2 separate regions of the Homo sapiens genome follow, and region 2 is linked to region 1. The links are chromatin contacts, found by POLR2A ChIA-PET in ENCODE. All regions are on one chromosome and are shown on one strand. The core of a region is the stretch at or near the end of the contact, and the rest is flanking DNA. Distances in the headings are between cores, read along the strand shown.

Region 1 (7,742 bases), core at 3,682-6,181:
ATGAGACCTTATCTCTACAAAAAATTTTAAAAATTAGACAGGTGTGGTGGCCTATATCTGTAGTCCCAGCTACTTAGGAGGCTGAGGTGGAAAGATCGTTTGAGCCCAGGAGGTCAAGGCTACAGTGAGCCATCATCATGCCACTTTACTACAGCCTGGGCAACAGAGGAAGACCTTGTCTCAAAAAGAAAAAAATTTAAAAAAAAGGATTAGAATTCCTACGATTTTCATATTATCAGACAATGGCTTTAATACTTTGTTTCTAGGCAGGGTGCAGTGGCTCACACCTGTAATCTCAGCACTTTGGGAGGCCAAGGTGGGTGGATTACGAGGTCAGGAGTCTGGCCAACTCCTGTTGACCAGTCTGGCCAAGATGGTGAAATCCTGTCTCTACTAAAAACACAAAAATTAGCTGGGCATGGTGGCAGGTACCTGTAATCCCAGCTACTCGGGAAGCTGAGACAGGAGAATCATTTGACCCTGGGAGGTGGAGGTTGCAGTGAGCCGAGGTCGTACCACTGCACTCCAGCCTGAGCGACAGGGTGACTGTCTCAAAAAAAAAAAAAAAAATTGCTTCTTATACCTTTTAAAACAAAGTCTACATTAATGAAAAACAAAATTAACAGCCATCTATTGCTGGTGGAAGTTGAAGGAAATGCATAGCAGGTAACACATTTTTATTTAAAGAATATTCTGCCTGAGCACCATTCTGTCTATATAAAAGGATTCAAAAAGTAATCAAATACTCAGTTGGCAACTTCCCTAAATGGCATTTAAGATGTGCTTATCTTATCAGAGAAAAATTGAAAAAAACTATTCAGGTGGAAGTCTTTGGTTAGTTCTAAGCTTTAAAAATTTTTTCTGAACAGAAATGAGAATGTTGTCTAGCAAAAAAAAAAAAAAAAAAAAGATTCAATGGAAAAATCTCCTGAGTGGCTGAATACATTATGGTTTAATATATTAAACCATAATGTATTCTATTAATATTTAAAGTTTCCCTCCAAGGCAGAGCTTGCAGTGAGCCAAGATCGCACCACCGCACTCCAGCCTGGGCGAGAGAGAGAGAGACTCCGTCTCAAAAAAAAAAAAGTTTCCCTCCAAAAATATTATAGTTATTTAAGGGAAATAAAACCACCAGCAAGTTTACTTTATGAATGTAATTCTACATTAAGCTACAGCATTAAAAAACAACAAAAAAAAATATGGTGACAGACTAATATTAACATGAGCGTACATAAAAAATTAACCAGATGAAGTCATTTGCAATTCAGGCAGCTATAAAAAATATCAGAGAAATAGGCCCGGCTCGGTGGCTCACGCCTGTAATCTGGGATTACACTTTGGGATTGCACTTTGGGAGGCTGAAGCGGGCGGATCACGAGGTCAGCAGATCGAGACCATCCTGGCTAACACGGTGAAACCCTGTCTCTACTAAAAATACAAAAAAATTAGCTGGTCATGGTGGCGGGTGCCTGCATTCCCAGCTACTCGGGAGGCTGAGGCAAGGAGAATGGTGTGAACCTGGGAGGCGGAGCTTGCAGTGAGTCAAGATGGCGCCACTGCACTCCAGCCTGGACAACAGAGCAAGATTCCATCTCAAAAAAAAAATCAGAGAAATAAATTGTATCTCTTTTTGCTAAAGACTTAAGTAATTATTATTCTATCTCGGTTAATTTAGTCAACATGTATAGTCACATTTCCTAAGTATAAATTCTTCATTAACTTTATTAGGTTTTTCTGTGAAAATTTTACTTAGAATTCAAGTAAAATGTCCTCTCTCAGCTTCAGGCTGAGTTATAACATAAAGCTACCAACTGACAGTACAGTAACAGCTCATATTGCCTAAAAAAATCATTGTACTTTTTTGTTTGTTTGTTTTCGAGACAAAGTCATGTTCTGTTGCCCAGGCTGGAGTGCAGTCGCTCGATCTCGGCTCACTGCAACCTCCATCTCCCAGGTTCAAGGGATTCTCCTGCCTCAGCCTCCCGAGTAGCTGGTATTACAGGTGCATGCTACCACGCCCAGCTAATTTTTGTATTTTTAGTAGAGACGAGGTTTCCCCATGATGGCCAGGCTGGTCTCAAACTCCTGACCTCAGTGATCTGCCCACCTTGGCCTCCCAAAGTGCTGGGATTACAGGTGTGAGCCACTGCACCTGGCCCATTGCACTCTTAAAGGCATGAAGTACCAAAAGGGATTTTTTTTTTTTTTTTTTTTTTGAGACAGAGTCTCGCTCTGTGGTTAAGGCTGGAGCACAGTAGGGTGGTCTCTGCTCACTGCAATCTCTGCCTCCTGGATTCAAGCGATTCTCCTGCCTCAGCCTCCCGAGTAGCTGGGATTACAGGCTTGTGCCACCAAGCCCAGCTAATTTTTGTATTTTTAGTAGAGATGGAGTTTCAGGGTTTTACCATGTTGGCCAGGCTGGTCTCAAACTCCTGGCCTCAAGTGATCTGCCCACCTCAGCCTCCCAAAGTGCTGGGATTACAGGCAAGAGCCATGTAATGTGGCCCAAAAGAAAAAATATAATTTTAAAGCTTTAAACTTGATATTTCAAAATTGGAATCATAAAGCAAATCAATTTTATAAACTCTAAAATGATACTAAATCTGGGTGCAGGACTAGATTTGTTATTTCAAAAAGAAAATGACACTAAATAGGAACTATGGAGAAAATTTATTTATTTATTTTGAGATGGCGTTTCACTCTTGTTGCCCAGGCTGGAGTGCAATGGCGGGATCTTGACTCACTGCAACCTCCACCTCCCAGGTTCAAGCGATTCTCCTGCCTCAGCCTCCCAAGCGGCTGGGATTACAGGCACCCGCCCCCATGCCTGGCTAATTTTTTGTATTTTTTTTTTAGTAGAGACGGGGTTTCACCATGTTGGCCAGGCAGGTCTCAAACTCCTGACCTCAGGGATCCACCCACCTTGGCTTCCCAAAGTGCTGGGATTACAGGCAAGAGCCACCATGCCTGGCCCCAAAGGGAAAATATAATTTTAAAGCTTTAAAATTGATATTTAAAAATTGGAGTCATAAATCAATTTTATAAACTCTAAAATGATACTAAAATCTGAATATAGAACTAGATCTTTTTTTTTTTTTTTTTTTGAGATGGAGTCTCACTCTGTTGCCAGGCTGGAGTGCAGTGGCGCGATCTTGGCTCACTGCAATCTCCGACTCCCGGGTTCAAGCCATTCTCCTGCCATTCATCCGCCTACCTCAGCCTCCCAAAGTGCTGGGATTACAGGCGTGGTCCACCGCACCCGACCTTTTTTTTTTTTTAAATGATACTAAATAGGAACTATAGAGAAAATTTAAAAAATAAGTTATGGGGTTTCAATCTCAAATCGAGTTCTAAAATTACCTTAAGTAAAAAAAAAAAAAAAACCGCAAATAAAATTTCTTGTGCTACTTGCTATATTTGCTTTATTAATTAATACTACCATATATTTTTCTTTTCTTTTTTTTTTTTTTGAGACAGGGTCTCACTTTGTTGCCCGGGCTGGAGTACAGTGGCATGATCATGGCTCACTGCAGCCTTGAATTCCTGGGCTCAAGCAATCCTCTTGCCTCAGCCCTCCAAAGCAAAGATTATAGGCATGAGGCACTGTGCTCAGCCAAGTCACTTTTCAGTGAGTTTTCATAGATATTATCTCATTTAATCTTTAAAAACAACTACAGGTAGGTGAGGCAAGTTATCTCTCTTCTTTGTAATCATGGAACTTTAACTACAATGAAAGTTAAGTCTTTGTCAAAGCAAGGTGACTACTACAGGACAGAGCCAGAACTAAAAACCAAGTTTCTGACATCTCATGGTACCTCTCAGTGAAGAAAATATAAAAAGATTTCTTATCACCCAGGGATCTGTTGGATTGGGCTTCACAACTCAGGGAAATTCCAACATGAATATGCTATATACATGGTCATTAAAGACCTTAATAGTGGATATAGACCTCTATCATAACAGCATGAGGAACTCTGGGCCCACTTCCCAGTAAAACTGATGAAATTTATTAAAGAATAAACATTTAAAGCACCTGGAAATGGTCTTAATGGCATATAAATGAATAAACATCTATTCAAGAAAATCTATGAAAATTTGGTAACAAAAGCAAACGTCTGTGGTAACTGAACTAAGACCACTCCCTCTCAGCACCCTCCCAGCAAAGGAAGGCAGAAACTGCACTTCAGACTGGTACAGCCAAGAATACAGGGTTCCCCCTCCCCTCAGCTTCCAGTTGGGTTTTCTTCTCAGGAGGAACAGAATATTAACCAGCACTTCTCATCTATTACTGAGGCCAATTTCCAGGTAAGTGTGGTTGACAGGGGGTGACTCTCTTCTTCCACCAGCCTCTGCTCACAGAATGGAGGCTCTACCTTGAGCATGGCACCACTGAGAACACCAGGGCCCTGATCGCCTTTACCCAGTTCATAAGGCAGCAGAGGCAAGTTCTACGCCAGCAGAGGCAAGTCAAAAATACTTACAGCTTTTTTTTTTAATATTATTATACTTTAAGTTTTAGGGTACATGTGCACAATGTGCCAGTTAGTTACATATGTATACATGTGCCATGCTGGTGTGCTGCACCCATTAACTTGTCATTTAGCATTAGGTATATCTCCTAATGCTGTCCCTCCCCCCTCCCCCCACCCCACAACAGTCCCCAGAGTGTGATGTTCCCCTTCCTGTGTCCATGTGTTCTCATTGTTCAATTCCCATCTATGAGTGAGATAAAAAAAAAAAAAAAGAAATGAGAAAAAAACAAATAGACATTTGTAAAACAAAGACTAAAAAAAAAAAAAAATACTTAAAGCTACTGACCCCACCTCCCATAAATGCTCAGCTCCTAAAGTGAAGGTGTTATTCAGACAGAAATGAGCCATTGTCCCCACCCCCAGCTCCAAAACCTTGGCTCAGAGATTGCCCTGAGTGAGAGGCAGAAGGGCGGGGCTGGGGTAGGGGAGCCAGCCAGGACAGGAAACAAAGCAGACAACTCCTAATCTCTTCCCAAAGGAACTGACTTCATTTGCAACACACCTAGAAAAGTCCAAGGCTAAGGGTGTTCTCAAAAACACTGGAGATTGTAGCAAAATGTACAGTGGTCCCCCTTTATCTGCAGGGGCTGTGTTCCAAGACCTCCCATGGGTGACTGAAACTGCGGATAATACTGAACCCTATACTGTTTTTTCCTATATACACATGCCTATGATAAATTTTAATTTATAGATTAGTCACAATAAGAGATTAACAATAGCTAATAATAGAACAATTATCACAATACACTGTAATAATAGTTATATGAATGTGGTCTCCCAAAATATCATGTTGTACTGTATGCACCCTTCTTCTGATGAAGGAGGTACCAAGTGTGACAGTATGAGATTTTATGATGCTACTCAGAACGGTGATCAACTTAAAATTTATCAATTGTTTATTTCTGGAATTTTCCATTTAATATTTTCAGAGCACAACTGACCATGGGTAACCACAAAAAGCAAAACTACAAATAAAGGGGGGACTACTGTAACTGGGAGAAGATTCTTAGATTTAATAAAAATACAGGCTAAACTATAGGCTAGCTAATTTGCAGGAAAGAATAGGAGTGGAGAATAGACTTCACTAAAAGAACACAGCAGTCACTAAACAAATAAACAGGCAAATAACAATGACAAGATATGGGGGCACAGTACCCAGAGTTGCTATAATATATAATCTAAAATATCTAGTTTCCAACAAAAAATTATGAGACATGCAAAGAAACAGAAAAGTATGACCCATACATAGGGAAAAAAATCAGGCAACAAAAAATACCTGTGAGACTGACAAGATGCTGGATTTAACAGAAAAAAAAATTCAAATAGCTTTTATAAATATGTTTGAAGACCTAAGAAAATAATAAATTAAAAATAAAGGAAGGTATAACAGTATCACATCAAGCAGAGAGTATCAAAAAAGAGACAGAAATTATTAAAAACAAAACAAAACAAAAACTGGCCAGGCGCAGTGGCTCATGCCTGTAATCCCAGCACTTTAGGAGGCCAAGGCAGGTGGATCAAATGAGGTCAGGAGTTCCAGACCAGCCTGGCCAACATGGTGAAACCCAGTCTCTACCAAAAATACAGTAATTAGCCCGGGCATGGTGGTGCATGCCAGTAAGCCCAGTTACTCCAGAGGCTGAGGCAGGAGAATCACCTGAATCCAGGAAGCAGAGGTTGCAGTGAGCCGAGATCACGCCACTGCACTCCCGCCTGGGCGACAAGAGTGAAACTCCATCTTAAAAAACAAAACAAAACAAAAAAAACAGCCAGGCGCAGTGGCTCACGCCTGTAATCCCAGCACTTTGGGAAGCCAAGGAAGGTGGATCATTTGAGGTTAGGAGTTCAAGACCAGCTTGGTTGTCTCTACTAAAAACACAAAATTGGTGGAGTGTGGTGGCTCACGCCTGTAATCCCAGCACTTTGGGAGACTGAGGCAGGTGGATCACAAGGTCAAGAGTTCGAGACCAACCTGACCAACATGGTGAAACCCCGTCTCTACTAAAATACAAAAATTAAAAAATACAAAAATTAGCAGGACGTGGTGGCGTGCATCTGTAATCCCAGCTACTCGGGAGGCTGAGGCAGGAGAATCACCCAACCTGGGAGGCAGAGGTTGCAGTGAGCCGAGATTGCGCCACTGCACTCCAGCCTGGCGATGAGTGAGACTCTGTCTCAAAAAAAAAAAAAAAAAAAGAAATGTAAATGCTTCTGTAGAAAATATTCACTTAATCCAAAAGATAACAGTAGAAAAGAAAGGAGCAAAAAGACATGAGACATAGAAAATAAAAGGTAAAATGGCAGATGTAAATCCAACTAAATCAACATAAAATATGAATGGATTAACAACTGAATCAAAGGGCAGAGATTGTTAGATTGGATTAAAAAAAACAAGATCCAACTATATGCTGTCTACAAGAGATACTTTAGATTAAAAAATACAAACAGATTCACAGTAAAAGGGATGGAAGAAGATATACAAAACAAACTATAAAAAAGCTCACACTGGCCAGGCGTGGTGGCTCACACCTATAATCCCAGCATTTTGGGAGGCCGAGGCAGGTGGATCACAAGGTCAGGAGATTGAGATCATTCTGGCTAACATGGTGAATACTAAAAATACAAAAAATTAGCTGGGTGTGGTGGCACGCACCTGTAATCCCAGCTACTCGGGAGGCTGAGGCAGGAGAATGGCGTGAACCCGGGAGGCGGAGCTTGCAGTGAGCCGAGATCATGCCACTGCAGTCCAGCCTGGGCGACAGAGTGACTCCGTCCCAAAAAAAAAGAAAACAAAAAAAAGCTCACATGGCAATATCAGTAGCAGACAAAACAGACTTTTTTTTTCCTTTTTTTTCTGAGGCAAGGTCTTACTCTGTCACCTAGACTGGAATGTAGTGGTGAGATCCCAGTTCACTGCAGCCTCAAACTTCTGGGCTCCAGCGATCCTCCCAACTCACCTCTCCAAGTAGCTGAGCCCACAGGTGTGTGCCACCACGCATGGCTAATGTTTTTTATCTTTTGTAGAGACAAGGTCTCATTACATTTCCCAGGCTGGTCTCAAACTCCTGGGCTCAAGAAATCCTTCTGCCTCAGCCTCCCAAAGTGCTGGGATTACAGGCATGAGCCACCATGCCAGACCTAAAATAGACTTGAAAACAAAAAACGTAACTAGAGGTAAAGAAGGACATTTTATAATGATAAAAGGGT
Region 2 (7,742 bases), core at 2,670-5,169, 310 kb before region 1:
AGCCTCTTCAGTAGCTGGGACTACAGGTGCATGCCACCACGCTTGGCTACTTTTTTTTTTTTTTTTTTTTGAGACAGAGTTTCACTCTTGTTGCCCAGGCTGGAGGGCAATGGTGCTATTTCAGCTCACTGCAACCTCCATCACCTGGGTTTAAGTGATTCTCCTGCTTCGGCCTCCCGAGAAGCTGGGATTACAGGTGCCTGCCACCACACCTGGCCAATTTTTTGTATTTTTAGTAGAGATGGGATTTCATTATGTTGGCCAGGCTGGTCTTGAACTCCCGACCTCAGGTGATCCACTCACCTCGGCCCCCCAAAGTGCTGGGATTACAGGTGTGAGCCACCCCTCCCGACCAACTAAATGTTTTTAAATAGAGATAGGGTCTCCTGTATTGCCCAGGCTGGTTTCAAACTCCTGGCCTCAAGTGATTTTCCCATCTTGGTCTCCCGAAGTGCTGGGATCGCAGGTGGATTACAGACATGAATATAAAATGTACGTACTCTATGCTTACACTTATATAAAATCATACAGGACTATGACCACAGAATTGGGACAAAGACACAAGTGGCAGGCTTGTAAGAAATTACTGACTGCTGCTGCAGGGCAGGTGGGTGGCTCTCTCCTTTGAGGGTGTTCAGAGAGGGAATCTGAGCTGGACGAGGTGGCATGATCCTGTAGTCCCAGCTACTTGAGAGGCCGAGGTGGGAGAATCCTTTGAGCCCAGGAGTTCAAGACCAGCCTGGGCAACGTAGAGAGACTTCAACTCTTTAAAACAACAACAAACAAACAAAAACAAAGAGAATCTGGAGAAGTGAGAGGTGCCCCTGGGTGAATTATTTTCCCTTTATATTTATTTGTTTGTGTGTTTGAGACAGAGTCTCATTCTGTTGCCCAGGCTGGAGTGCAGTGGTGTGATCACGGCCCACCACAGCCTCGACCTCCTGGGCTCAAATGATCCACCTGACTCAGCTTCCTGAGTAGCTAGGACTATAGGCACACTATGCTTGGCTAATTTTTGCATTTTTTTAAAAAAAGAGACGGGGTTTCGCCATGTTGCCCAGGCTGATCTTGAACTCCTGGGCTCAAGCAGTCGTCCCACTTCAGCCTCCCAAAGTGCTGGGATTACAGGTGTGAGCCACGGCAACCAGTCCAATTTCCCCTTTTATTTAAATTCTATTAATATCAGCAAAAGATTTGTTGCATTAATTCAGTAGCCTCCTGACAATTACAACAGGTATGTTTCAAGACCTTTGCTACTTTCCAAATTTGCACATAAGGAAATGTTCCTGCAGCTCCTCACTCCCTAAATCATCATATCTTCATAGAGAGCCCCTCTGTATCTTGTCCTTATTCTTGCTTCTTTTCAGCCATCACTAGTTTTGCTTTGTTTTGTTTTGTTTTTGAGACAGAGTCTCACTCTGTCACCCCGGTTGGAGTGCAGTGGCACGATCTCGGCTCACTGCAACTTCCGCCTCCTGGGTTCCAGAGATTCTCCTGCCTCAGCCTCCCAAGTAGCTGGGATTACAGGCATGAACCACCAAGCCTGGCTAATTTTTTTGTATTTTTAGTAGAGACATGGTTTCACCAGGTTGGTCAGGCTGGCCTTGGCCATGTGACTGGCTTTGGCCAATGGGACTCTTCGGAGGCATGACACAAGATGAGCCTTGATAAGCGCTTGCACCTTATGTCTGTTCTCTCAGATCACTCCCTCCAAGCCTGGTTGCCATGCAGTAAGGAAGTCCTGGCTAGCCAGCACAGGAAGAAGGACAGAGCTCCCAGCTCAGTGCAGGCACATGAGCAATACTCGTGAAGCCAAAGAACCTCCCTGCCAACGCACAGGATCATGAGAAACAATCAAGGTTGTTTTAAGCCACTGAGTTTTTGGCTGGTTTATTACACAGCAATAGGTAACTGAAACACATGGGAATGTGGACGCAGTAGGATGCTAAGGCAGAAATTAAAATACAAAGGAAGATGTTCATCGTAATCGAGACTTTGTAAAATGCATGCCTATACCACAAACCAGGATTAGAAGCTACTTTAAAATTAAATAAAGTGCCTGCTGCTCATTGGGTTACTTTTTAAAGTATATATTTCTTTAAAAGTGCTGTAAGAAACTTCAAAAAGCCAGTCATAGCTCCTGCTATCAAGAACTTCCAGTCATTGGGAAAAGTAATGCCAGGGAGCTCTTAAGAACAGTGCTGGTGACTCCCAGCCCAGAGAGGGACTGCCTGGATAGGAGAGGTTCTGGGGCTAGCGGAAGGCCAGTGCAGCTTGCAGGAGAAGCAACCTATATGTTCTTTTTATTGAAAAGTGTCTCTCCATAAGGAAGGAGCTCCACCATCGAACAGAATGAATGTGTGTGTGTGTGTGTGTGTGTGTGTGTGCGCGCGCGTGTGACTCTATCCTCGGGAAAGCCCCCAGTCCTGAGCCTGGTGGTTGAGACAGGACTGGGCTCTGCCTCCAGGCTCACAGGGCCTTTTTGGGACCCAGTGACAAGTCTTGAACTCTCAGCTCTTCAAGTCAGCTTCAGACCAAACCATGCTGGGCTTGCCCTCAGCAAGTGGGTGACACGATATGACATGCAGTGCTGGATGTTCTGCAGTTAGTTGAGCTCTCGCTGGCTGAAATATACCATATGTGAGCTGTGCGTGAAATTAGGAAAATTACAGCATTGGTAAGGAAGGCATGACATCTGGGAAAGTACCTTTTTTTTTTTTTTTTTTTTGAGATGAAGTGTTGCTCTTTGTTCCCCAGGCTGGAGTGCAATGACATGATCTCCACTCAGTGCAACCTCTGCCTTCCAGGTTCAAGTGATTCTCCTGCCTCAGCCTCCTGAGTAGCTGGGATTACAGGCATGTGCTACCATGCCCAGCTAATTTTTGCATTTTTAATAGAGATGGGGTTTCACCATGTTGGCCAGACTGGTCTCGAATTCCTGACCTCACATGATCCACCTGCCTTGGCCTCTCAAAGTGCTGGGATTACAGGTGTGAGCCACCTCACCCGGCCTGGAAAGTACTTTAAAAAAAAAAAAAAAAACTTGGCCAGGTGTAGTGGCTCACACCTGTAATCCCAGCACATTGGGATGCCGAGGCGGGCAGATCACGAGGTCAAGAGTTCGAGACCAGCCTGGCCAACATGGTGAAACTCCAGCTCTACTAAAAATACAAAAATTAGCTGGGCATGGTGGCGTGCACCTGTAGTCCCAGCTACTTGGGAGGCTGAGGCAAGAGAATCGCTTGAACCCGGGAGGCAGAGGTTGCAGTGAGCCAGGATTGTGCCACTGCCCTCCAGCCTGGCGAGAGAGCAAGACTCCGCCTCAAAAACAAACAAACAAACAAACAAAAAAACCCTTAGGTAATTTGGCAAAACAAGCTACTATAAAGACATTCCATCCTTTCAATTTCTTGACTATAGTGTTCATATACATTTTATATACATTTATAAGCTCAAATGAATATTAATAATATCAATATTAAATTAATAATGAATATTAATAAAAAACTAGGATGCCATTGATCATGCTGTGTGCGAAAGTTTGGCTGGGATTTTATGACCTATTTAGAGGCAAATTTTCTGTTAGCACTATTGTGTCTGGTTCATGAGATGAACTAATAGTTATTTCCTGGTGTTTCAGGTAGCCCTGGCTACCTGGCCCCAGCTAGTCTGCCATCCTCTCGCAGAAGCACATCATGTAATTCAGCCATTCCAGACCCAATCACTTCTGAAAAAGTGGGAGCACTGTTTCTGCCAACCCAGAGTCTTTTGTAACTGAGCCCGGGTCTCCTGCAGAGAGAGTTACGCAGGGAGATCTTGGTTCGATCTGACTCTTTAAAGGGAAGAACACTGTGTTTGCGACACTTCTGGTCCTCCTTGTGAAATGAAGTGCTGAGTCACCTCTATGAGGAATTCCTGTAATGAGCTTCCTAGATTTCCCAAGCCTCCTTTTATATTCATTTTTCCTTGATTAAGAAATGAGTGCAGGCCGGGTGTGTTGGCTCATGCCTGTAATCCTAGCACTTCGGGAGGCCAAGGAGGGAGGATCACTTGAGCTCAAGTGTTCGAAACCAGCCTGGGTCACATGGTGAAACCCCATCTCTACAAAAAATACAAAAGAATTAAAAGAATTAGCTGGGTGTGGTGGTACATGACTGTAGTCCCAGCTACTTGGGAGGCTGATGCAGGAGAATTGCTTGAACCTGGGAGATAGAGGCTGCAGTGAGCTGAGATTGTGCCACCGCACTCCAGCCTGGGTGACAGAGCGAGACCCTGTCTCAAAAAAAAAAAAAAAATGGTAGCCTAGTCAATATCACAGAAGGTAGGGAGACATAGGTGTTAACAGCTGGGACTCCTTCAGGTGCAGCACAGGGGGCTTTGAAACAGAACCTGTCTCTTTCTCTCTCTCTCTCTTTTTTTTTTTTTTTCTTGAGACGGAGTTTCACTCTTGTTGCCCAGGCTGGAGTGCAGTGGCACGATCTCAGCTCACTGCAACCTACACCTCCCAGGTTCAAGCAATTCTCCTGCCTCAGCCTCCTGAGTAGCTGGGATCACAGGCACGTGCCATCACGCCCGGCTAATTTTTGTATTTTTAGTAGAAATGGGGTTTCACCGTATTGGCCAGGCTGGTCTCGAACTCCTGGTCTCAGGTGATCCACCTGCCTCAGCTTCCCAAAGTGCTGGGATTATAGGCGTGAGCCACCGCGCCTGTCCTCTATCTCTTTCTTTTTTCTTTTTTTTTTTTTGAGACAGAGTCTCACTCTGTCACCCAGGCTGGAGTGCAATGGCACAATCTCTGCTCACTGCAACCTCCGCCTTCCGGGTTCAAGCGATTCTCCTGCCTCAGCCTCCTGAGTAGCTGGGATTACAGGCGCACACCACCACGCCTGGCTAATTTTTGTAATTTTGGTAGAGCCGGAGTTTCACCATGTTGGTCAGGCTGGTCTCGAACTCCTGACCTCGTGATCCACCCACCTCGTGATCTGCCTGCCTCAGCCTCCCAAAGTGCTAGGATTACAGACATGAGTCACCGCGCCTGGCCTCTCTCCCTCCCTCCCTTTTCTTTTCTTTTCTTTTCTTTTCTTTCTCTTTCTTTCTTTCTTTCTCTTTCTTTCTTTCTTCCTTCCTTCCTTTCTTTCTTTTTCTTTCTCTTTCTCTCTTTCTCTTTCTTTTTTCTTCTTTTTCTTTTTTTTTTTTTTTAGATATGAGGTCTACACTATGTTGCCCAGGCTGGTCTTGAACTCTTGGGCTCAAGCAATCCTCCTGCCTGTGCCTCCCAAAATTCTGGGATTACAGGCATGAGCCACCACACCTGGTCCAGAACCTGCCCTTTCTATTTGCTAAAGGCTCCATTCATAGACGCAGGAAAGACTGCTGGCCAGGACCCTTCCCTGGGAAAAGAGGGGCCAGCTGCATACACAGTGTTGACTTTCTGCCCAAATGGTCTGCTTCAAAAGTCCACTTTGTCTCAATGGGAACTTTTAGTTCTGACTGCTCAGTGCCCCAGGCCTCTGATATCCTGATGAGGGGAAGGCACTAGTTACTACTGTTTCTGGCTTGCTAGTCCTGCACCTTGGCTTGCCTTCCAGCCTCATTGTTTTTGTTTTGTTTGAGACAGGGTCACACGCCATCTCCCAGGCTGGAGTGCAGTGGTGCAATCATGTCTCACTGTGGCAGCCTCAACCTTGCAGGCTCAAGCAATTATCCTATCTCAGCCTCCTGAGTAGCTGGGACTACAGGTGCATGCCACCACACCTGGCATTGTAGACACAGGGTCCCACTATGTTGCCCAGGCTGGTCTAGAACTCCTTGGCTCAAGCAATCCTCCTGCCTTTGCCTCCCAAAGTGCTGGGATTACAGGTGTGAGCCACCGTGTCCTGGCCCAGCCTCATTGTTGTGCAGTCTGAACAACCAAGCTCCTGGTGAGAATTCCATGACCCACCCTCCAGCAGGCAGCAACAGGGGTGGGCCCAGGGTCCAGCTGGACGCATTCCTTATGGTCTCCTCTTGCCCACTGGCAGCCAAGGATCTGGTCTGAGCAAGGCCTTCTAACAGTTCACTGTTGGAGTCCTCACTGTGAATAACCAAGAAAAACTTCCTTGCTCTTGGGGCCCGGTTTGCCTGGGCAGGCTTTGTGAGTCCCTGCTCAGAGGACCTCCTGATACTCCATCAAGGGAGGGAGGCCACCATGGAGTCACTTCTGGGAAGGCAATAGAACGCAGTGGTTCATGGTGGCCTCCTGGCCTCACTGCCTGCCAACTGTGGGACCTTGAGCACATCTCCTAACCTTTCTGTGCCTCAATTTGCTTACCTTTCAATTGAAGGATTTTGTAGTTCCTACCTGTGGTATGGAAAGAAGTAACCCAAACACTTGACCCATGATAAGCTCTCAATAATGTGACCATTAATATTAGTTATTGGGGCCGGGTGTGGTGGCTCACACCTGTTATCCTAGCACTTTGGGAGGCTGAGGCGGGTGGATCACTTGAGGTTAGGAGTTTGAGACCAGCCTGGCCAACATGGTGAAACCCCGTCTCAACTAAAAATACAAAAATTAGCCAGGTGTGGTGCTGCATGCCTGTAATCCCAGCTACTTGGGAGGCTGAGGCACAAGAATTGCTTGAACCCGGGAGGCAGAGGTTGCAGTGAACTGAGATCGTGCCACTGCACTCCAGCCTGGGTGATACAGCTAGACTCCATCTCAAAAAAAAAAAATTAGTTATTGGGCAGTGGGGAGACTATGAAGATCTTTTATCTGCCCCATTTTAGAAAATAATCCCAGTTGGTCCCACTAATCGGAGTCAACACCCCCCACCCCCATCCCCCAAACCACCTGGGCTGCAGAAGGCCTTGTCTCAGCCGGATAGCCTAGAGATGCGGCATCTAGATCTTCTTCAGTCCAGTCCTTGGATTTCCATGGCTTCTGCCCTAGAATGACTGTCCATCCACATTCAGCACACACTTTTCAAGTTAGGCATGAATGGGGAGGTGGAAAGTTGCTCAGGAAGCTGTGTGCTGTGCAGGAAGAAAGAACACTGGCATCACATAGTCAGTGTGGATTGATATCTATATTTCTACCCTACTTTGGAAGATCCCAAGAGATGGAATCTCAGAAAAGGGAACGGTCACCACTCCCATAGGAGTGCCCTCCTATGGGAGGGCTTTGTAACTAACTGTCCAACAGGTTCTTCTTGCCTGCTGCCCAGATAGAGCCAATTTATCAAGACAGGGGAACTGCAATAGAGAAAGAGTTTAATATACCAAGAGCTGACTAAATAAGAGACCACAATTTTATTATTACTAAATCAGCCTCTCTGAAAATTCGGAGGCTAGGGTTTTTCAAGTATAGCTTGGTGGGCAGGGGACGAGGGAGTCAGTATCGCTGAATGGCTGGGGATGCGATCATAGTGGTGTGGAAAATGGTCCTCTTGCACTGAGTCCATTTCTGGGTGTGGGGCACACAAAAGTTGGGTCAAGAGGCCTGGTCTTCAGAAATGCAAACGGCTGAAAAGCCATCTCAGAAGGCCAGTCTCAGGTTCTACAATAGCGATGTATGTGATATAAGAAAGTAATTGGAGAAGTTACAAATCTTGTGACTTCTGGAATAATGGCTGGTAATCATTGAACTATGTGTACATCTTAGCAGAGCTCAAGCCCCTCTCATCGTCCTAACCTGGTGGCCTTTCATTCATTTTACAAAAGTGGTTTAATTTTGTAGAAGAGCTATTATCATTTAAACTATA

What was found. ChIA-PET counts read pairs that join two places held with the same protein, here RNA polymerase II (POLR2A).
Region 2: POLR2A ChIA-PET joins it to region 1 with 12 read pairs in BJ. The contact joins two enhancer-like sites. POLR2A ChIA-PET finds 5 or more read pairs at or near these places in 2 of 52 experiments (BJ and T-cell).

What each region holds. Positions count from the first base shown.
Region 1 is chr14:35,058,525-35,066,266 of GRCh38, reverse strand. The region is part of intron 2 of FAM177A1 (family with sequence similarity 177 member A1); the gene reads right to left. Among named protein-coding and RNA genes, the nearest start is that of FAM177A1, 16 kb to the right of the region's middle. Within about 2 kb of position 4,931, at least 7 of the 41 ENCODE cell types and tissues checked have a DNase peak (open chromatin) inside an H3K27ac peak, as active enhancers do.
Region 2 is chr14:35,370,673-35,378,414 of GRCh38, reverse strand. No RefSeq gene overlaps it. Among named protein-coding and RNA genes, the nearest start is that of NFKBIA, 30 kb to the left of the region's middle. RefSeq lists an enhancer at 1,538-1,832. Within about 2 kb of position 3,919, at least 15 of the 41 ENCODE cell types and tissues checked have a DNase peak (open chromatin) inside an H3K27ac peak, as active enhancers do.